4 separate regions of the Homo sapiens genome follow, and regions 1, 2 and 4 are each linked to region 3. Evidence: read pairs that join two places in POLR2A ChIA-PET (ENCODE). Cell type or tissue: HepG2. All regions are shown on one strand. Each heading gives the region's core, and the rest is flanking DNA. Links, peaks and the distances in the headings are about the cores only. Region 1 has its middle 39 kb from the start of TMEM17. Region 2 overlaps LOC105374764 (a long non-coding RNA gene). Region 3 has its middle 72 kb from the start of TMEM17. Region 4 has its middle 20 kb from the start of TMEM17.

The links. Peaks named below come from ENCODE experiments on the same cell type or tissue, not always from the same donor. Only the 100,000 strongest peaks of a DNase experiment are listed, where the experiment ranks them.
Region 1: POLR2A ChIA-PET joins it to region 3 with 13 read pairs; 8 of 35 experiments call an interaction of 5 or more read pairs at or near these places.
Region 2: POLR2A ChIA-PET joins it to region 3 with 13 read pairs; 8 of 35 experiments call an interaction of 5 or more read pairs at or near these places.
Region 4: POLR2A ChIA-PET joins it to region 3 with 35 read pairs; 3 of 35 experiments call an interaction of 5 or more read pairs at or near these places.

Annotation. Positions count from the first base shown.
Region 1 is chr2:62,464,515-62,470,403 of GRCh38, reverse strand. It overlaps a transcript of TMEM17 not described here. Among named protein-coding and RNA genes, the nearest start is that of TMEM17, 39 kb to the left of the region's middle. In HepG2, for the core only: CTCF peaks have their summits at 2,416 (motif pointing right) and 4,534; DNase peaks (open chromatin) are centred at 2,433 and 3,063.
Region 2 is chr2:62,454,946-62,460,834 of GRCh38, reverse strand. The region is part of intron 4 of LOC105374764 (a long non-coding RNA gene); the gene reads right to left. It also overlaps a transcript of TMEM17 not described here. Among named protein-coding and RNA genes, the nearest start is that of TMEM17, 48 kb to the left of the region's middle. RefSeq lists a silencer at 3,447-4,006. In HepG2, for the core only: a CTCF peak has its summit at 3,700 (motif pointing left); a DNase peak (open chromatin) is centred at 3,644; H3K4me3 peaks cover 413 bases.
Region 3 is chr2:62,574,764-62,580,652 of GRCh38, reverse strand. No RefSeq gene overlaps it. Among named protein-coding and RNA genes, the nearest start is that of TMEM17, 72 kb to the right of the region's middle. RefSeq lists an enhancer at 1,676-2,875. In HepG2, for the core only: no CTCF peak of the experiment used is centred there; DNase peaks (open chromatin) are centred at 1,602 and 2,442.
Region 4 is chr2:62,523,582-62,529,470 of GRCh38, reverse strand. No RefSeq gene overlaps it. Among named protein-coding and RNA genes, the nearest start is that of TMEM17, 20 kb to the right of the region's middle. In HepG2, for the core only: a CTCF peak has its summit at 2,714; DNase peaks (open chromatin) are centred at 750, 1,460, 2,700 and 3,349.

The sequences.
Region 1 (5,889 bases), core at 274-5,273, 110 kb after region 3:
CAGGAATTGAGAACTCTGCATGGGAACATGTAGATTTCGGGATTCAGATCAGAACCTTACAGTAGATTTGTCTTTGAGTGCAATGTCCCATTTAACTCTCTCCAGAGCCAGCCCCAGGATCCTGTGATTTGGAAGAGGAACTTTAGGACCTTGGAATTATACCCTAGGGGTGGAGAGATTGAGAGAGAAGTGCTCATAATACAGAGGAAAGGTGCCCCCAGCCAAGGATTAATCAGTGTAGTGGAGGAAGCAGACTAATCAAGATGTAATTATGCCAAAGGGAAACAAACCAACTAATGGGTGTCTTCTTAGAGCTCCAAGACCTGAAGGAAGGAGCAGCTTGCTGGCTCAGGGGTGAACTTTTCTTTAGGGGCCAGGAAAATGAGAGGACATGCTGGACATGTGGATCAAGGCCCGGGGAACATGGGGATACAAAGGCAGAGGCCCTGGGACTGGAGTGGGGATGGACTCTCTCAGGGACTGCGGAAAGGAAAGAGATCAGACAACCTGAGACAAACTTGCAGCCAGCCAGCAGGACCCAGGCTGCCCAGGCAGCCAATGGCCAGGAGACAGCCTGCTTCTAGAGCACCAGACACTGCGTCTTCTCAAAGACTGCAAAGTGTCAGCCAACAGAAAAGCCACCTGGGCCTCCTTGCACACTTTCCTATGCTCAGGAGCCAAGAATGTGCCTCCTTCTGTCCTTCTATCTTCCTGACCTCAGCAACTATACTCAGAAGAACAGCCAGATAGTCTTCAAACTGCTGTTTGCCTCCCAACACCTGGCAACAGGCAACAGGCAGACTGATGAACCAACAACTGTAAATGTTTGTTTTCTTTAAATAAAATTCCTTGGAAAGAGCTCTGAAAGTGAGGAGAAGAAATCCTAATTTGGCAACACCATTGAATGTTTGCATTTTCTAGGGCAATTCAATCTCTGGATTTTTAATTAAAGAAAAAAGAAAAGAATTAGCTGAAAAGATCTTGGCAAGAAGCTAAATGAGCCCATGCAGTTTGAAAATGAAGGTAAAAAGTCTCAGCAAAGTTTGTACTTCCCCAAGATCACACATGTGACGGGGTCAGGTGACCTCCCAGCCTTGCATAACATGTCCCATCCCACCCTGATCCCATCCTGGGTCCTCTTTGAGGGAAGAGGTTAGCAATCTCCACAAGCCCAACCAGTTCTATTTGGCCTGAACCTGAGGTTGGAATATGCCACTAGCCAATTTAGGTATGTACCTTCTTCTGTACTAAGTGTTGCCTGTATAGTGTACACATTTATGCTAACTAAAAATTAAATGTGTACCTGAAATATCATCAAATGCATTTGTACATTTCCTGGAACAGTAAAGGTATTGTTTGGCTTGGCCATCTGGGGATGCAATGACAGAGGGTAAAAGAGGTGGGTGGCTGCCATTGCTGGGCCTGACATGACATAGACCCTAATTGACCCCATGGTCTGCATTCAGAAATGGGGTATGTGGGCTTCTAGGTTACCTTTGGTTCTTGTTCCAAGGACAACACTTGGCTCTGTCAAACTCTGCTAGCTCTAGCTACCATGCCTCTAGCTAGTCCCCTCCCACCTCTGAGCCATCCCCCAGTTCTCTGACAGCCACACTTGATGGGCTTCAGCCCCCTGAATCGGCCTTGCTGGCAAACACAAATACAAGCATCCTTGGTTTCTTGCACATATATGGGACTGTCTGCTTATCAGCTGAACCATAAGGGTCTTGCAGTCTGGGACTTTACTCTTTGGTTCTCCCCTGTGTCTCCAAGTTCTCTCTATGGTGAACACTCAGTCCACTGTGACAACCCTCTCCCCCAACACCCACATGCACCCACATACACACAGTTCTATCTAGCAATCTAGAGGTTAAACGTAGATGTGACAAAAACATCAACAGCTCAAGTCAGGACCCCAACTGTAATTCCACTGGAAGTCACTGATATTTTAAGGGGCCAAAGATGACTGTCCCTTGGACTTCAGGCTAAATGTCAAACGAAGATGTGGGGTCCCAATCTTCTAATTTTTAGGGTCTTTTCCATGCTTTGAAAACCTGACAGGGTGTAGGCTAGTCCAGGGATGTGCTGGCATACCCTGCCCCCAGCTCTCCTGAGGCTAGAGAACACACGGCCTTCTCTCTTTGCTCAGCCCTGGGCCAAACCGCAGCCTCTTTAAGAGCCAGCCAGTAAGGCTGCTGGCTGCCTCTGTAGAGTCACGTGGAAGAGCACCAGGACAGGGCTCACCCAGCAGGGGTGAAGTGGAAAGGGGCTTTCCTAGAGGAGGGAAAGGGAATCACTCCAGCCCCCTGCACATTTGCCAAAGCCACATCAAACTCTGGGGCTACTGTTATACCACTAACAACTCCTCAACCCCAAGCCTTCCTAACCAGACCCAGCAGAGGGCATGCTGAGTACCCCGAGGATTTGCTTCCTCTGAAAGACGTCCTGAGTCCTGAGTCAACAAACACTTGGTTTCACAATTCGCATCTGTTTTCTGATTAGAAAAAAAAAAAAAAAAAAGGAGAGATGGCATGCCCACATGCTCCTGCAGGGAAGCTCACCCACCACCCCAGGCCCTGCCACCTGGCCTTTGCAGACTGTGTGAACCTCTGAGACTACTTGGCCTCCATGTCTCTGGAGCTTAGAGGAGCTCCTTAGGCCAGAAACCCTGACTTTCCCAGCCCTGAATCATCACAGCTCCACCTGGCCCTGCAGCCAGAAAACAGAGCCGCTGACTTTCAACCAAAGGGACACGCAGTTTGGGAGGATTCAAACAGGGTCATTACTGCTCAGTCTTTCAATGAGACTAAGCAGAACAAAGCAGGACTGAACCAGAAGAGACAAGTGCTCAGTTGGCACCTGAGGCAGAGCCCACTCTATCTCTATGAGGCCTTGGCTCCTGGGTGAACTTTCCCAGAAGTGTTTTGACAAAGACACTTCAGAAGTCTCTATAGTGCTTCCAAGTTCACATGTTCATCGAATGTTAAAGTAGGAAGGGACTTTTTGTGGGACTTTCGCAAGTCCTTTCTCCTTTCTGGGCTGCAGTTTGCTTATCTACACAATGAAGGGATTGGACTAGATCCGTGGGTCTCAATCCTGTCTGCACAAGAGAACCACCTGGGGATCCTGCAATCATGGGCAGGGAATGTCTGTGATAGCTTCAAAGTAAACAAGGGGCAGGTGCAGGGGTGGGGAGGCGTGGGCGGGGGGAAATGCTGCAACAGGACTGGCTAAGTGTTGAAATTGTTTAAATGGGATAATACGTAAATTGGGGGTAAGAGGGTGGGGTCATTCCATTCCCTGTTTTTCAGAATAAAAAGCTTAAAAAAAAGAAAAACCAAACCACTGATTCCTGGGTCTCACCTGGAACCTATTAACCTGGGCAACAGAGCGAGACTCCATCTCAAATAAATAAATAAATTAAATAAAATGGAATGTCTAAGGGCTCGGGGCCATGGAATTAGTGTTTCGAAAAAGGAGTCCCCAGGTGATGCCAATATGCAGCCAGGACTGAGAATGTTGGACGAAACACTCTCCATGGCCCCGCATGCAGCTGAGCAGTTGAGCCACCCACACCTTCCACCAAACATAGCAAGTCAAATTCAGGTCCCACTTGCTTTGACCTTCTACTGCTGTAGCTCCCCCTCTCAGAGGGGAGATGATGGGCGGGGTCAGCGCAAAGCCCTGCCAGGCTGCAGTCCCAGGTCCTCCAGTTGGTCTATTCTGCCTGGAAAGGTGGAACCCTCAAATAAGCTGCTTCCTAAGGCTTCCAGGGCCAAGTGTGCCAGCTCAGGGAGGGTGGCATCTGCACATCCAGAAAGTTCCAGACAGGACCAGTCCCTCTCCCCCATATGGTGAGCTTGAACTTAGCCTCATTTTCTGTCTCCTCATGTGGCCAAGTAGGCCTCCCACCTCTCTGAACATAGCAAGTCACACTCACATCGCATTTGGTTTAACTTCCCAGCCGACGTTGAATGTTCCTGGACTGTTTCCCAACATCCATTTTCTCCCTTTTGCGCTTCAGCGTCTGGGACCAGCAGGCAGGAAGCAGGCTGAGCTTGGATTTCCACCAAGGATGCTCAGCTTCCAGGGGCCCCTGCAGGAAGGTTCCGCTTTCACTGCCTCCCACCCCAGAGCACCAGCCACAGAACCCCTCCCCCACCACTACCACCCTGCAGAATCAAACCCTACTGGCTGGAGTTTATCCTTCACTCATTGGTGAAGAACTTTACATTCCAAACTCCTAGAAAACTTTTCAGAAGGTTTCCTCTCTCTCAGATCCTTTGTCCTTTATCAATGACAAGGGAGCTCTGCAGGGTAGTGGGGACCCCTCCTGATTTGGGCCTTTCTGAAAGGCAGGAACTTCTTGAGTTCTGTTGTCCCTTTTGAACAAAGGTACTTCCTACTGCCTTTCTCCAACTAAAACTGGCTCTCCAGTTTGGCATTTGAGGCCTTTCCTGCCTCATGTCCCATTATTTCCCTATTTTAAAAAAATTAAAAGACTTCTGCTTTTGCCTGTCTGGTCAACTTACGCCCCCTACCCACCTAAACGTACTGGGTACCTTTCCACATCTAAGTATCTGCTGTTGCTAGTCCTCCTGTTTTTGAATGGATTGCCCTTTACTTTACCTGCCACCCTTACTATTTTTCAAGTCAAATAACAAAAATAATAGAGGGTCAAACTTCTTGAGCATTTATGGGGCTTTAAAACAAACTTCTTGAGCACTTACTGTGTCAGTGCTAAGCACCTTATTTATATGTGTCATCTCTTTTACTCCTCACAAAATGCTGAGTCTTTTTTTTTTTTAATATAGACAAGGTCTCACTATGCTGCCCATCCTGAGCTCAAGCGATCCTCCTGTCTCAGCCTCCCAAAGTGCTAGGATTACAGGCCTGAGCTACTGTACCCGGTTGCTGAGTCACTTTTTAAGAAACTTTTCATTTTGAAGTTTTAGACTTACAGAAAAGTTGGAAAAATAGTACAGAGTTCTGTGTACCATTCCCCTAATGTTAACATCTTACACAAATATAGCACAATTATCAACACCAGGAAATTAATATTGGTACAATACTATTAACTCATACCTCCACAAATTTCTGATGTTTTTCTCATGATTATGAAACTGCCATTGCAAAATTATAACTGAGGCGGTGAAAGAGATCTGACCTAACCAACTCCATCTTGCTTCTCACTTCCAAGCTGTCCTTGTTCATTCCTAATTGTAGGCCTCACCGACTTTGGGAGGAACTTAGTTTATAGTTTAACTCTGAAACAAAGACCCATAACAGCCCTTTCCCAAAACAAATCCCCTCCCTGCCTGGGGACTAGACTGCCCTTGTAGGACTAACAAATTAGCCAAAAGATTAGAAATTATGGCTTAAGAGTCATTCAGCTGGAGGCTACAAGATTCTGACCCTCCCCAAATTGTTCATAGGGATAACATATCTATTGTAAAACCCAAGATCAGCGCTTGAGATATTTGCAGACCCTGCCCTTGATGGATCAGCTGGCACCACCCAGATCAATAAACTGCCTCACTTGATCTACCCCACTCAGGAACTGACTCAGCACAAGAAGATAGCTTCAACTCCCTATGATTTCATCTCTGGCCCAACCAATTAACACTCCTGACTCACTGACCCCTGTCCACCAAATTATCCTTAAAAACTCCGATCCCTGAATGCTCCGGGAGACGGATTTGAATAATAATAAAACTCCAGTCTCCCACACAGCCGGCTGTACGTGAATTACACTTTCTCTGTTGCAATTTCCCTGTCTTGATAAATCGGCTCTGTCTAGGCAGCAGGCAAGGTGAACCCATTGGGCAGTTACAGTTAGATGGAGGTTATGCACTTTTGGCAAGAATACCACAGAAGTGAAGTTTTGTC
Region 2 (5,889 bases), core at 535-5,534, 120 kb after region 3:
AAATCGAAAATAGCATTGAATGAGGCAAGGGTTCCAGTTCAAAAGGTTTTGTCTGGAGACAAAAGTGCTAAGGAGGGGACATGTGCAGCCCATATTAAAAGGACTTTATCTCAGAGTTTATTTCACTATTTATAAAAATAATGACTGGGAAAAAATGCGACCTTCAGGACTAAAATGCCTGTTCTTAAGTTTATCTGATAGCCTCTGAGCAACCTTTTATACATACAGTGGATAAAAATTTTTTTAAAAATACAAATATGGTCTGCTATTCAGGTGGATGCCCAGCTCTGATAACTGGCTTCCAGGAGAGGGAACATAATGGTGAAATGTTGAATTTTAAAAAGGGAGTAAAAGGTTTGTGGGTGAGAGTGACTAATGGCCCTGAGACATTTATGACAAAAACGTGGGAGCACCGTGGCAGAAAGAAAACTAGAAGCTCAATGACTGAGACAAAGACCCAGCAGCCACGCTTGGGTGGGCATGGCGCTCCATGGCTCCCTATGATGGCTCATCTCAGCTACTCAACTGCTGCAAAGGGAGGAGGGAAAACTGATCAACTCATGGAGCCTCAATTCCATCATCTGTAAAATGTGTGCAGCAGTCATTCCTACCCATTGGTTTGTTGTGAGGATTAAATAAGGTCACAGCAGCGCTGGTAGATGCTTTTCCTGAGACCAGAGTACACAGTACCTTGGCCTGATTAATTATATGTAACTATCTACAGGCTGATGTAGAAGACAGAGGCACTATTCAGTTACTCACAGTAACAGGCATGAGCCCCACTCTCCCCTATTTTCATCATGTTCTGGTTTTATGAAACGTTTACCTTACTTTGCTTGCATAAGGAAAACCATTTCATCAGGACCTGAGAAAAATCTAGTATTCAAAAATGATTATGAGTGGGGCACGGTGGTGCCCACCTGCAGTCCCAACTACTTGGAGGCCAAGGTGGGAGGATCAGCTGAGTCCAGGAGTTAGAGGCTACAGTGTGCTATGATCACACCTGTGAACAGCAACCATACTCCAGCCTGGGCAACATAGCAAGTCCCCATCTCTATTTTTACAGAATAAATATAAATTCATTTAAAATGATCATAGCAAAACAATATTTCAAAACAATATACAATGGCATTTGGGTTGATTGTATGCATTCTCTTTTTCTCTCAGGTTAGGAGCTTATGCAGACTACATGAAAATTAAGTATTACAGTTTGTTTGTAAAATAAGTTAGTGTGTAAAATAAGTTAGTTTGTAGTGATTAAAAGCATTAGCCCTGGTTAAGCTTCTTGTAAAATCCCTTGTTGTGACAGCCGGGAAAGTGAGTTAATGAAAATTCTGATGCTCTATCAAATCAGTTGGTCAAGAAACTTGGTCAGGAGGTCAGAAACATGGGCCCTGCCCGAGCAGCAAGTCACCATGACCCAGGCCAACCTGAGGACAAAGGCCTCAACTATTCCTTGAACCATGCTGATAATCAGGACATTCCGAAGAAACAAGTGATGTGGATTTCAGTGACGTAAGTAAGGGGCCCCTGAGGGTCACAACAAGGCCTGCCTCTTTGCAGCTGCAGCTGCTGCCCTCAAGAGCTGAGTCAAGGTGGAAGGCAGACCCCTCAACTACAGAAATGCTGCCTGATATTCATGAAAACCACCTCTGACTCCCAATACCTGTGGCATTCTCCCTGTCATATCTGAAATGTCTCCCTCCAGGGAACAATTATCCAACTATCTTACAATTTTCAGTCAGAAATTCTACAAGCAAGGAAACCACATGACCCAAAAATTATACTCCTGGATATTTATCCAAGAGAAGTGAAAACATATGTCCATATGAAGTCGTACACAAATGTTCCTAGCAGCTTTATTCATAATAGATTGTGAATCTGCCTTAAAGACTGAGGCCAAGTTTACTTCAAAACCAGAATTTAGTTTCTCCTCAAACTGTCTGCAGAGTTCCATCTTGGCATCACGAGGGACTCTTTTGATTAGAGAGGACAAACACATCCAAGACAGCTTTGGACCAGCTGTCACGCTCACAGATGTCTGGGAACCCCAGAGCATTGCCTCGCCCTGAGTTGCTACAGACACGGGCACGCTGTCCAGGAGTAGCAAGAACCTCACCAGAAGGCCCAACTTATCCTGGGTTCTCTCCTTTAAACATTTTCTGGCCTTACCATCAAAATCCAAGCATTCACGGTCTGAATCGCCAGAGCCAGGTTGCAGAGTGCAATGAGTCCCATTCAGCAGCACCCCATGCGTTACCACAATGCTTCGAGATGGGTCACGCTCTGCCCATTTTGCAGATGGGGAAATCAGTCCCTACAGAGGTGAAGTGACTTTCCCAAAGCCTCATGGCTGGTGGATCTTGGGCTGACATTGAACCCACGTGGTCTGGCTCCTACAGTAACTGAGGGCGTGCACTTACACGTGGAATGAACTGCTGAGAATGATCTAGGAGCTGGAGCCAAGGGGAGCAGAAGGGTCTGGTCCTGTGAGGACATGCGCTGTAGATAGGTCTGTCAGCTGGGCCAGGCTGCATTTCCTGTCGTGCTCCATCAAGAGCAGGCTTGCCTCACGGACACACCTATGCCCATCAGCTGGACTTGACACCTTCCTGGGATCCGCCCAGACTAAGAGATGGGATTTTAAAAGGCTTGAGTTCTAACCTTGGCCCTTTACAAGAATTTGCTGAGTGATTCCTCACAACACCCTCTGCAGTAAGTGCTGTTAGCTTCCCCATCTGCAGTAAGTGTCATTAGCCTCCGCATTTAACAAGGGGAGGAAACAGGTAGAAAGGAGCGAAGTGTTCCCCCATCTTCTGCCACCCAGCTAGTAGCAAAGTCAGATCTAACACCCGGGTCTTTTTCTGACCCCAGATCTGGGCTCTAATCTCTGATTTCTCTGAGGCTAGAGACATAAGCCATGAGGAAAACGTTGGTGCAACAAATGAAGGTCTTAGCTCCCTTGCAGTGGAATAGCCGTTCCTGGGTTCAGCGGCAAAGCAGTGAGGGTAGCTGAGGCTGCTGGAGGCAACCGCTCAGGCCAGGCCACAGATAAAAGTGAGAGCGCACCCAGTTAAACTAAGGCCTTAATTACAGGCTTCGTTTAGAGCCTAGCAGCAAAAGCTTGCTGCAGCCCCACAGGTGCTGGACGCTGAGGAGTTCCCACCAGCCTGGCTCAGCCCTCTGCACCCAGGCAGCCCACCCCACCCCCACCTTCCGAAGGTAGAACCACGAGGACTTCCGAATCAGATGCACTTTGGAATGTGAGATGCTCGGTAAGAAGCTCATTCCAAATCTAGAAGTTCACTGGTATCGGGATGTCCTTCTCAGAGCTTTCGGTGCACAAAGAAACGGACATCTCTGCCCCTGAGGCCGCTATTCCTCACCATGCTACCAACCCAGGCTCAGCTCTCCCTCCGGGGCCTTCCCGCCGCACCCAGCCCTTCCTCCAGGTCCGCGACGGGGAGGAAACCCGGCCAGCCTCCCAGCCCGCAACCGTCCACTCCTGGCTGCCACACCCAAGGCAGTCTCTGCCTTCTCTAGAGCGAGAGCGCAGCGGGCCAGGGGAGAAGTGGAAAGACACAAAAGGCTGCGGGGCTGGGACGGCGAAGCAGCAGCCCGCACGGCAGGGGGCTTGGCAGCGGCGCCCGGGGTCGCCGATCCCCGGCTCTCGGCCAGCCCAGCCCAGCGACCCTTTCCGCGGGGGATGCTGGCCCCTGCTGGCCGCGCGAGAGATCGCAGGGTGGCTATCGCCTCGGGAGAGCAGAGAGGCCCGGGACCGGGAAGCGGTGCCCGCCCCGGGAAAGGGGCTGAGCTCTCAGGGCAGCAGCAGCACCCGGCCCCCGCGTGGAGGTGGTTAGCCTGGAGGGGAGCTGGGAGAAGGCAAGGACGGGAGGACCTGGGCGCGAGGCCCCAAGTTCTGGTCCTGTCCCCGCCGCCACCCTGGTAACAGTGCTAGCTGCCTCAGCACCTCCAGGCTCACACGTGCTATCAAACGCCTCATATCATAGTTTCTAGAAAGGAGATGAGTCAGAAGAAAGAGGTGAGAGGTCTCTAGCATGACTGGCTCTGGTCTCCCTCCAGGGCCTACCTCCAGAAGACTTCCTTCAGCCTGATGTCTTCCTCAAGACCAGCCAACCCCGAACCATGAGCTGATGGGGCCACGTGCATTTCACAGGTTACTGACTGGGTGGGCTGAATGATGGCCCCCAAAGACAGCCAGGTCCTAACCCCTGGAACCTGTGAATATTACCCTACATGGCAAAACGGACTTTGCTGGTGTGACTGAAAGCCCTTGAGTGGGGAGATTATCCCGGATTATTCAGATGGATCTTAAATGTAATCACAAGGGTCCTTCTAAAAGAGAGGCAGAGGAAGATTTTACTACAGAAGACAAACAAAGCCATATGACAAAGGAAGCAGACAGAGAGAGAGATTTGGAAATGCTATGCTGCTGGCTTTGAAGATGGGTAAGAGGCCAAGAGCCAAAGAATGCAAACACTGCAGCTCTGGATGCTAGAAAGGGCAAGGAAATGTAGAGCCCCTGCAGGCTCTGCTTACCCCTTAATTTTGGCCCAGTGAAACTGATTTCAGATTTCTGATCTGCAGAACTGAAAGAGAATAAATGTGTGTTGCTTTCAGCCACCAAGTTTGTGGCAATTTGTTACAGCAGCCACAGGACGCTAATACATGACCCTTTACTCTCTGACTCTTGTACTCAGCACTTGGGATCAAACAGTGAACCCGATAAACCTCTACACCTCCCAGGGAAATTGACCATCTCTCTGTCTCTGGATTTTAAAAAGGAACAGCCACGTAGACATTTTATCAAAGATATATGAATGGTCAATAAACACATGAAAAGAAAATGCACAAAATCATTAGCATTAGGGCAATGAAAATTAAAACCACAATGAGATACCACTTCATACTCACTAGGATGGCTATAATAAAAGACAATAACAAATGTCAAAAGTGTGGAAGAACTATAATTTTCATATATTGCTGATGAGATTGTAACATGGTACAACTGACTTGGAAAATAGTTTGGTAGTTTGTTTGGTTTTTTGAGACGGAGTCTTGCTCTGTCGGCCAGGCTGGCGTGCAGTGGTGCAATTTCGGCTCACTGCAACCTCTGCCTTTCAGGTTCAAGCAATTCTCCTGCCTCAGCCTCCCGAGTAGCTGGGATTACAGGCACCCACCACCACACCCAGCTAATTTTTGTATTTTTAGTAAAGACGGGTTTTCACAATGTTGGCCAGGCTGGTCTTGAACTCCTGACCTCTGGTGATCCACCCGCCTTGGCCTCCCAAAGTGCTGGGATTACAGGCGTGAGCCACTGTGCCCGGCCAGTTTTTAGAAGTAATTTACCCAAAATAAGCACATACTCCAAATATATGTGCATATAAGAACAGAAGCTATGAATGTTCATAGCTGCATTATTCATAGCTGCCCAAACCTAGAAATAAATGTTCACCATCAGTGAATGAAAATGTGGTATTTGCAGTGGAATATTACTCAGCAATATAAAGGAACAGATTACTGTTATGCTACAATATGGAGGAGTCTCAAGAACATTACACTAAGCAAAAGAAGCAAGACACAGAAGACCACATATTGTATTATTTATATGAAATGTCAAGAGGCAAATCCATAGAGACAGAAAGATTAGTGGTTGCCTGGGACAGGGACAGGGTGGGAATGGGAATGGGAATGCTACAAGTAGGAGTATCTTTGGAGTGATAGCATTTTAAGGTTGGATTGTGATGGTGGCACAACTCAAAATGAATTTTATGATATGCAAATTGGACCTTCAATAAAGCTGGGTCTCGGCTGGGCACAGTGGCTCACGCCTGTAATCCCAGCACTTTGGAAGGCCAAGGCGGGCAA
Region 3 (5,889 bases), core at 282-5,281:
TAGTGGTTGGAATGGATCAGGTTATCTACAGTAACAAACAGCCCCAGTCTCAGTGGTTCAACACAACGAAAAGTTCACTGTTTGCTCAAGCTAGATGTCCAGCATGAGTAGGCAGGGAGATCCAGGCCGAGCTATTCCATATCAATATACGCCTCTACAATCACCTAAGCAGGGAGAAGAAAGTATGATGAATCATGAAGGGGCTCTTCAAGCCTCTGCCTACCAGTGACACATGTCCCTTCTGTTTCCATTTCATTGGCCAAAGTAAGTCATATCCCCACATCTAATTACAAAGGAGACAGAGGTGTGCAATCTTATATCCAGAAGGAGAAAAGAATGAGACTCTTTGGAAAAACCCTAATGACTACCACAGTAGGGGGGTGTCCATTTGGGAGGACTCCAGTGCCATCTTTGTGTTCTAGTAGCAGCTCTCAACTGAGATCAGGAAAAACGGCTTCCACATTTGTGTGTCTGGTAACCATCCTCACAAGTCAGGTACCTTATTTCCAAAGGTAGGTCTTGTCAATCGTTTTCTAGAGGGAAAAGCAGTAAGTCCTAACTCTTCTAAATAGGTTCACTATAATTTTTGCATGTTTAAAATAAGGTTTTCCCTAAAACCCAGAAACCATTATTGAGAAACAGCATAAATAGTGTAAGATTGATTCTCAGAGGCTCCAGAAATAAAACATGCTTCTATGTAGTGGACACTAACGATTGTCTGAGAAGCCTACCCTTTCTGAGTACTGTCCTTCTCTTCCACATTTGAACCATATGTTAAAAGTGATGGGATCCTGGCAGATATTCTGTTCAACATGATCCTGCCTCTAAGACAGAGCAGATTGGATCAGAGCTGGGCAGGAGTCTGAGCAAGGCTGGGCAAGAGTCTCTTCCCTAGGAATTCAGAGTTTGAACCCATAGAAACAACCTCAGGAAACAAGTAGTTTGGACTAATTGGTCTGGGTTTTCTGCTGATTGGAGATGTGACTGAGATTGTTAGTGCTCACTAACTTCCCAATGCTCATCTCATTTCCCAGTTTTCCTTGCAGTTAGGTTGAGGCCATGTGACTAAGTTCTGGCCAATGGGAAATAGACAGAAGTGATTATGAGATCATTTTAGGCCTAACTGTTGAAAATATTTCTCATCTCTTTTCACTTTCTGTTTCCCTGCCACAGTGACCTCGGAGGCCACGTGTTCCAAATGGTATAGTGATAGGATGGAGAAGTGCTGCTCAGCCCATGGAAAATTGTGACACGAGTTAGGAAGAACATCTTCATGGTTTAGGATTTCTTTTTTTCCTTTGAGACAGAGTCTTACTCCGTCTTACCCAAGCTTGAGTGCAGTGGCATGATCTCAGCTAGCTGCAACCTCTTCTTCCTGGGTTCATGCAATTCTCATGACTCAGCCTCCCAAGTAGCTGAAATTACAGGTATGCTCCACCATGCCTGGCTAATTTTTAGATGGGGTGTCACCATGTTGGCCAGGCTGGTCTCAAACTCTTGATCTCAATTGATCCGCCAGCTTCGGCCTCCCAAAGCGCTGGGATTACAGGTGTGAGCCATCACACCCAGCCAGGATTTATTTCTTATTTCAACATAACCTAGACTATCATGACTAACAAAACAAACACAGGAGTGGCTGTGTTGCACTGAGAAGCAAAGAAAAGTTGATTTACAAAGAGGAATAAAGATGATGTACATGCACAAAGGGGAGCAGAGTTAAGAAAGAGTCCCTGGGTCCTTCTCATTCCTGGTTCCAACCTCATCTTGAGGGCAAACCACATTTCTCTCCTTGGCTTCTATGACTCTCTTGCATCCCTATAAGTCCCTTTCCTATTAAGCCTGTACACAGAGTTTCTGTCCTTTGCAGCCAAAAGAAGTTACAACTAATATTCCTCTTACCTCAGTGCTTCAGTTTATGTTTTACTCATTTTAACACGAAGACAACTACATTAATAGGCATGGGTTCTGGCTTAGATTTCTAATTCCTTCATGCTTTTATTCTGTTCAGGAATGCCAAGAACTACAGCAAAATCTTGTCCAGATGTGATTCCACAGTACAGTCAGCCCTGAAGACACAATTCCAGAATTACAAATTTTGTCTATTTACCCAAAATGTAAGGTGGATAATCTTTTCAGTTTATTGGTTACAAATGACCAGCTGACAAGTTACTCAGCTTCTGCAATTGTGGTGAAATTCTAGAGCTACCAAGAAAGGGTCACTTGTTCAAGAAGAACAAGCTAAGGAATTGATTGGCTCTTCAGAACTTGTGCCAACTTCCTTTCTGCAGGCGGGCTAAATATTGGATACCTTTGAGAGAAGGGAAGCCATCATCTTAGGAAAAAAACCTCTCTCTGCTGTGAACAAGCTGAATGCAATCACAGAAACTGCAGACAAAAGAGCTTTTGATGACAGATATTGCTGATGCCTGGTGCCTTCAAAGGCATTCCAGGAAAGGTGAAGGAATAATTATGATTAACAATAACTCATGTTTCTTCCAGGATGTTACTCATTGAACCAATGGGTCACTTGAGAAATATGTCAGTGAGTCAGCTCACATCCAATTTGGCAAAAAGATCCTGGGCTCCCAAACTCTTTGCATTGAACTGAGTAAACCCAAATGAATACATTCTGGGGGAGAAGTAAAGGAAGGAGAACTGTGGTGGTAAAAGACAGAGTTGGCTCCTTCAGTCTCCACCTCCACAGTCCCACCCCCATATTTAAGTGGAATGAAATTATCAAGGCCAATGAAGAAAGTCTTGAGCATACCTTTAGAAAAGTTAAAGGACTCAGATGAAGGAAAAATACAGAAACACCACCAGGAAACAAGGAGAGTCTAATAACTCACCACACATCTAAAACAACATGAACTTATAAATTTATATTGCAACTTATACAGTAAGAGCATATACCAAAAGCCAGTTAAAATAATAATGGTTACAAATAAAAAGGAGTTTGGACTGGCTGGTCTAAGGTCTTTTATTCAAAATTCCATGATAAAAGGACTATATAGACTGATGTGGCTCAAGGGCCAAATTGGCTGTTGATGAAATTTTTCCTATGATAATGGCATTGAAATTCATTATTTTACTTTTCACTGCCCTTAGAAGAGTTTATTAAAATATAGGTACAATTTAAAGAAGAATTAAAAGCCCAAAACTGGCCAGGCATGGTGGCTCACGGCTGCAATCCCAGCACTTTGGGAGGCCGAGGCGGGTGGACTGCTTGAGCTCAGGAGTTTGAGATCAGCCTGGACAACATGGCAAAACCCTGTCTCTACCAAAAACACACACAAAAAGTTAGCCAAGCATGGTGGTGCATGCCTGTGATCCCAGCTACTTGGAAGGCTGAGGAGGGAGGATCACTTAAGCCCAGAAGGTGGAGGCTGAAGTGAGCTGAGATCACACCACTGCACTCCAAGCTGGGTGACAGAGTGAGACCTCATCAAAAAAACAACAACAAAAAAAAAACAAAAACAAACAAACAAAGAACCCAAAAAACAAAAAACTGTAAAACCCCATACCCACGTACTCACTACCTAACCTAGTTTAAGAATAAAACATTAACGAGTCCCATGCACCTGCCCCCAAAACCTCTCCTCTGTTCACTTCCCACCCATGGTTATCCAGAGGCTAATATTAATTGGCACTTTTTAAAAATTGGCACTTTCACGTTAATCATTCCCTGCTTTATGGTTTCACCACCTATGTTTACATACCTAAACAATATATTCTTTAGTTTTGAAAATTTAGTAGCTGTGTAAAAAAATATCAAAGTTCTATTAGTTGAAACCTCAGGCATGAATGCAACAGAATTTCTCGGCATCAGCTTCTTTAAGCATTTACAGGAGCCCTTTCTGGGGAAGTTAGTGGCCAAGGTCATACACCAGTCCTAGGAAACACAGGGCTCCATGCAGTCTGAGCACCTGGCAATGTTCTCAGGTGAGCCTGGTATTGAAGTCAGGCAGAAATAAAGTCAGAGGGTAGGGGATGCTATTTTCTAACTCACCTCCAGCTCTCAGATGTAGGTTTAAGCACAATCTTTGGTGAGATGCAATGAATGTCCTCAACTGATGCAAGCAGCAGGGTATGGAATAGAGAGCTGGAGCTTTTTCAGCAAAAGGTCATGACACAGTAAGAATCTGGACAAGCTCACTCAAGCATTCTATCCTGGGGTTGAAAAAGAGAGTAAAATAGCAGTGAAAACTTGGCTATGAAGGTCACCAACGTGTCTGTCTCTTGAGTCTCATGCTCCTCTCTGAAACAGTTGCCCTCTGTCTGTTGATAGCTGTCCTGGAATCTCTCTTCACTGTCCTTATGAGGATTCCTTTTGCCTTTCACCTGGGATGGATCATGTACTTATTGTATCCAAGATCAGACCACACAATTTGTGGGGCCCAGTGCAAAATGAAAACCTGGGGTCCCTTGTTAAAAAATTATAAGAATTTCAAGATGACAACAGCAGAGCATTAAACCAAGTATGGGGTCCTTCTATGTGCAGTATCCTGTGTGAGTATATGGGGTGATATCCACAAAGACAGCCCTGTCTATATCTCATGTCTCCCTCTTTCCTAGTTTACTTTTTTTGGTGGAACACATTCCCCAGTAGTTTGAGAAAGGGTGCATGTGAAATAAGTTTTTGAGGCTTAAATGTCTGAAAATGTCATTGTTCTGTCCTCATTCTTGAATGTGAGCCACTTTATTGTTTAACACTGCATTCTGAATATTGCTCCCTGGAATTGTACAATTCGGTAGCCCTGTTTGATTGATGGTTTGGCTGGGTATAAAGTTCTAGCTTTGAAATAATTTTCCTTCAGTATTTTAAAGGTATTGCTCCCTTGTCTTGTTTATAGTACATTGCTGAGAGTCTGAAATTATTTGGATTCTTAACTTTGTGTGACTTGTTTATGCCTTTCTAGAAGCTTACGTAATTTTCTTTTTTCCCCAGAGTTCTAAAAATTTACAACATGCCTTTGTGAGGGTCTGTTTTCATCCATACAGGCCCTTTTGTTCTAGCAATTCATGTTCATCAGTTCTGAGAAATTTTATTGAATTATTTCATTGATAATTTTCTCTGCTCCATTTATGTTTTCTGGAGCTCTTATAATTTGGATAATAAACCTTCTAGAACAGACCTCTCATTTCCTTACCCTTTCTCTCCTCTGTCTACTCTTCGTTCTACTTTTTGAGAAAAATCCTTAACCTTCTACTTTGAGAAAATTTTTAATCTTACATCCTAGTCTTTTAATTTTTTTTAATTTCTAAGAGCTCATTTTGTTCTCTAAATGACCTTTTATATACTATTCTATTCCTATTCTTCTTTCATGTATGCAGCATTTGTCTATTATCTGAGGATATGAGAAATCTTGTTTGTTTTCTTCTCCCTGCGTAGTCTCCATTGCTTCATGTTGCTTTTTTTTTTTTTTGTACTTATTTAGGTCTCTATCTTTTTCACTGGGGACTGTCCTCAGATATCTGGTGTATTAGTCCATTCTTCTGCTGCTATAGGATATAGCCGAGACCGGGTAATTTATAAAGGAAAGAGGATTAATTGACTCACTGTTCCGCAGGGCTGGAAAGGCCTCAGGAAACTTACAATCATGGCGGAAGGAGAAACAAACACAGAGACAGAAAGGAGAAGAATAAATGCCCAGTGAAGTGGGGGAAGCCCCTTATAAAACCATCAGATCTCGTGAGAACTAACACATTATCATGAGAACAGAATGGGAGAAACTGCTCCTGTGATTCAATTATCTCCACCTGGTCCCTTCCACCACACGTGGGGATTATGGGAATTACAATTCAACATAAGATTTGGGTGGGGACACAGCCAAACCATATCATCTAGTAATCCTTGGTTTTCTGCACTAAAAAAGCTGATTAAAAGCACTA
Region 4 (5,889 bases), core at 262-5,261, 51 kb after region 3:
TTAAATAAAAAACTCTGTCCTTCCCCAAAGCTTTTAAAGGATCAATGTTTCCTTTATTTAAGTACAAAACAAAGTAAGGAATACCCAACTAACTTGCTATAAGCAAAGAAATTTGAAATTCTAGTCACATCCTGAAAAAAGTTAAGAGAGCTTTTTTCCACAGGAGGCTCCTACTAATGCCTTGTGTGACTTTCCAAAACGCTCAGGCAGAAGAATGCTTCAGAAATTCAATCTGGGATTTGCTGCCCCACCTACTCCTATAGGGCCAAAATGCCAAATAAGCTCTGAGAAATGAAGCCTCAAAACAATTGCCAAGCCATTTTTCATTCCCTTAAATTTCCAAAGATTAACATAAGATGGAAATGTTGGGTACATTTGCATGTGTTAACTAAATAATGTTTATTAAATGCCAACCACACCTACACAGGTTGTCCCCTTCTTCTCTTAGCTGACTACAATTTGCTTCTATTATAGTATTTCTTATAACAGTAGAAAAATGACTACGATAACAACTACAGGAACTTTTACTACAATAACAGTAACCAGTAGCCTTCATGGTTCACCATGACAGCTAAAATAAGGATAAATAGAAAAGAGTTCAGTGAAATATTTCCATTGTGCTGTACCATGATTCATATCCATGCTTATTTCCATCATTAGCTACTTAAAAGATGGTTTATAGATCTTTTGAGTTTCCACCTAAGACAAAACTAGAGGAAATGGACCTTTGGACCTGACTTTGGTGTGATACTTTCTTCATAGCTTACAGAACATCTTTGTGTTCATAATTTCCTTTCATCTGCTCAGTAGGTATTTTCGATTGAGAAATTGAGTCTGAATTCAAGTAACTCAGCTAGGAAGTAGTGACGTTTAAAATCAGGCTGTCCAACTCTTTTCACTATCCCATGTTTGCCTAGGTAGATGAATATAAAGACGATATGACATAAGGAATGTTAATATGAGAAACATTCAAATATAAAGAATATAGAAAGATTAAAAAGAGGATTAGATAGAATACATTAAAAGACAGTCTTGATTTTTTAGAATACACACACACTCAAATATATGTGTGTAATATACATCACTATAATTTTTCAAACTTATAATCTATAGATTTTTCTTCTATTTCTCTTCTAACAAGGCTGATAGTGTTCATGAATTAAAAACTAAACAAAACCCATTGAAACGAATGTGTGCGTCTGTTGATTCATTTATGGTGGTGTTGACACTGGAGCTGCTTGTCGGCTATCTTCTCACACATAATAATTATTATTTACTGATGGCAAAGCTCTGTGGATGTGACCAAAGTGCCAGTGACATAAAGAAAAGCCTGTTTAAATGATCTGCAAAGCAGGGCCACAGCTGTAACTTTGCCCTGGCAGAGCCTGTCAAGTAAATAGCATGATCTTTTCAAACACAGCCATATTATTTTCTTCCTGGCATTTGTAATTTGTTAAAACTCTCAGTGTGCATGCCTTTCTTCCTAATAACAATGGCAAATGGCCAATCTCTGTACTTATCTCTTGCACACACATTACTTCTATGTATATTTATCTAGTTTTTATATTTGAAGGAGTCGCATATGTACACAGAAGAATGCACCTAACTACAAATTTTAAACGACATTCTGTGACTGTGATGGTATGATATAATCTATAGCTCAGTGATAAAACATTCAAAAATGCCAAATAAAACAACTTTGTTTAGAGATGATATAAAAGTAGCCTAACATCAACTGCTGGCTTTAGAAGAAAAACCCAGTACCATGATGCTTCAAAACTGCTGATATTTGGTTTTGTAAGACATACTACATCTGGTATTTATAGGCTTAGTCTTATTGCCAGAGCCCCAAGAGCATCTACTGGGATCCCAGCCATTGTCTACCAACTTATTTGTGCCTTGGTAGACGTGTGAATATCCAATAGTTTTTTTAATTTAGATTAATTGGATTTTCAGTAACTTTTATTTTATTCATAACTTAAAGCTTAGATACTAAAACAAGAACTGACATCACTGCCAACAAAATTTATCTTTAATGCAAACCCCTTTAGGCATGACTTTTTCCCCCATACAATTATACAGTCTCAGGGTTTGAAGAAAGCTTGAAGATTATTGAAACCAGCCACTCTTTCCAGACAATTTAGTGCACTAAATTCTGTTAAGAGTCAAAGCTCTGGAAACAGACTGCACGGGCCTGAACTCAGGTTTTCATACTTATCCGCGGTGTTATACCAGACAACTCTTTTTGTCAAACATTCTGTTTCATTTGATAAATGGGATGAAATAATGTCCCTCAATGGATTGCCATGATTAAATGAGACAGTGCATGGTTCAGAAATATGAGCTCGTGGCTGGGCATGGTGGCTCACATCTGTAATCCTAATGCTTTGGGAGGAAGACGTGGGAGGATTATTTGAGGCCAGGAGTTTGAAACCAGCCTGGACAACATAGCAAGACTCGTCTCTACAAAAAAAACTTAAAAAAAAAAAATAGCCAGGCATGGAGATGCATGCCTGTAATCCTAGTTACACGAGGGTGAGGCAGGAAGATTGCTTGAGCCCAGAAGGTCAAGGCTGCAGTGAGCCATGATCACACCACTGTACTCCAGCCTGGGTGACAGAGCAAGACCCTGTCTCAAAACAAACAAACAAAGAACAATGAGCTCTTTAGTTCCTAAAGCCTTAGAGGATTCTACAGCATTCCTACCACATGGTTACTTAGCCTTTAGCTGAAAACCTCTAGTGACAAAGAACTGTTCACCTCTTAAGGCACCCCATCACAGTTTTGAATTACTCTGACTCTTAAAGTTCTGCCAGAGTTTATATCTCTCTTCCTCTTGCCTGTCTGTTGACACTGGTTCCCGGGGCCTTGGGGTTGGCGGGTTGGGGTGGGGGGGTGGGGGAGGGTGTAGATAATCCCTGTTTCGAATAACAATTCTTCTTTTAAATAGTTGAAGGCAAACTAATTCGACTCTTTTTTTCCCTCCTGTGAGTCTTTTTTCCCCCAAGTGAAATATTCCTAAATCTTTTCTTCATGTACCATGGTTTTTAAAGTCCCCTCATTGCCACCACAGTTATTTTCCTGCAAATCTCTTTTAGTTATTTCCTCACAACATGTGGAATAAGTGTGATACATGTAGCTGTGAAACAGCCTAGGAAGCTACTAAAAAGTTAAAAGCACATGAAATTCAACTCTGGATAATGAGTTTTTATATCTTCATTTCCAATCTTTATACCTTTTACTTTTCTTTTCTTGCCTGGTTCAGTACAGAGTAAAAGAAAGGAGCAGTAGTAGACAGCCTTGTCTTCTTGATTTTAAAAAGAATGCTTCTAACATTGAATTTTGTGTCAGCAAGCTCTACTTTATGTCAAGCAAATTCTAGCTAAACTTGGACTATGTCCATTGGAAATGGAGGTGTGGTTTTAAGAAGCACAAAAGTTTCCTGAGAAATGTTTAACTTTAATGCCTGTGATATTTGTATCAGACAACCTCAAGCAAATTTAGGAGTCTAAATAAAAATGAACAGTTGAAGCTGTACTTTTTATCTGCCTTGATCACTAAGAAAATTTGTCTCAGCCATATCTTGAGGATGAGGGAGTATTTTTATTACACAGACTCTCTGCCCAACAACTGTTCAAATATTAACCAATAAAATAAATAATCTCAAGCATATCTAAATCAAACATACTGTGAAGCCTGGTCCCTTTGACAGTAGTGTAGGACTGTAGCCTCTCTGGTTCTGGAACTTAACCTTTATTAATGTTGCCCAAAATCCCAGTAGTTTTTCAGCAGCCAAAGCACACTGAAGCTGGCAACCTCAAAACTCTTCCATCTAGAGGTTATCTAACTGGTATCCTGAACCTAAGAGCTGGTCTTTAATCTATTTATATTAAATATTATAGAAGATATAGAATTTGAGGATGTCTGAGTATGACATAAAAACAATTTTCTCAATTTTATCAATAGTTGGCAATAAGAATATGTTATTTTTATAATCAAAATTGTTTTTTAAATGTGTTCTTGTTAGAAGTAGCCATTGTTCAGCCGGGCACGGTGGCTCACGCCTGTAATCCCAGCACTTTGGGAGGCTGAGGCAGGCGGATCACGAGGTCAGGAGATCAAGACCATCCTGGTTAACATGGTGAACCCCATCTCTACCAAAAATACAAAAAATTAGCCAGGCGTGGTGGCAGGTGCCTGTAGTTCCAGCTACTGGGGAGGCTGAGGCAGGAGAATGGCATGAACCCGGCAGGCGGAGCTTGCAGTGAGCCGAGATCTTGCCACTGCACTCCAGCCTGGGCCAAAGAGTGAGACTCCGTCTCAACAACAACAAAAAAAGAAGTAGCCATTGTTCCAGCTTGTAAGCACCTATTAAATAATATGCTTTCCATTAGTGAATTTGATAAGCGCCTGTTTTCAACAAAGGTGATAACAGTGTTTAATAGAACAGGGTCAAGGCAAGAAACTTACATTTAAAACAACAACAACAAAATCCTCCCTACAGGCTGAAGCAATTCATTAATTAGTATCCTTTGGGTATGTTCACTTAACAAGTTTCTAATTAACTGATTTATTAAATATATTCACATTTAATGAAAATTTTTGAATTTTGTCCATAAGATATTGCACGTCTTAGTGAAATACTTTGCTGAAGCCCAGATACACATTTTTTTTCACATTTCCTGGATAGATTAGTCCTTTCCGATTGCAAGGAAGAGAGGTTCATTCAGGTCACCTCAAGAAATGGGCTTTTTTCGTAAGATTACACGTACTATACCTAGAATTAAATAGCTCCCAGGAGCCAAGGCAGTTCTGGACAAAATCTACTCTGCATCTCTGGTTTATTGCCTACATGGTACCTCCTTCAAGTATCTGCTTCTGTTTTAGGATCTTATTTTGTTATTTTGTTGTTTCTGTTACTGACTCACCAGTCCCTCCTACACTGCCCTATTCCAAATCACAGAGAGAGCTAATCTGATTGGCCACTGCTGTGCAGGGAATATCCCAACTCTACTTCCATGAACAGAGGGCTGTGGATGAGGCATTTTCATCTGGAAAGAAACACTGGGTATGATAGGCATTATCTGGTAATTCTAGCAAAGAAAAAAGTGAGGTTAGAATGATATAATTTGCTCGTAGTAAACACAGTCTGCCTAATAATCACCAATTTTGCTTCTAAATATACTCATGGATCAAAGCATGGGGAGAAAAAAGGAAAAAGATTTTAAAGGCTGGGTGCAGTGGCTCACGCCTGTAATCCCAACACTTTGGGACGTCAAGGTGGGCAGATCTCTTTTGAGGCCAGCCAGGAGTTTGAGCCTGGGCAACATGGTGAAACACCATCTCTCCAAAAAAAAAAAACTTAGCCAGGTGTGGTGCCGTGTGCCTGTAGTCCCAGCTATTTGGGGGGCTGAGGTGGGGGGATGGCTTGAGCCCAGGAAGTGGAGGTTGCAGTGAGCCAAGATTGCACCACTACACTCCAACCTAGGCAACAGAGCCAGACTCTGTCTCAAAAAGAAAAAGAAAAAATACATTTTAAAACCATAAGAGACATACATAATACAAATGTAAAGAAGTCTACTTTTAGATGTAACTGGAGTTTCAGAAATGAAGAGAGAGAAAGAGAAAATGGGAGAAAAAGCAATATTTGAATAGACAATGGCCAAGATTTTCCAAAATTCCAAAATATATGAAGCCACAAGAAGTGCTATGTACCTCAAGAAATTTGCATTTAAAAAAAATTAAAATTCACATCTTAGGCATATCACAGTCAAACACTTTAAACCAAAGACAAAGTAAAATCTTCAAAGTAGCCAGAGGGAAGGACACATTACCTTCAAAGAAAAAAGAATAAGACTGACAACTGACTTTTCATATATGTCATCTTTA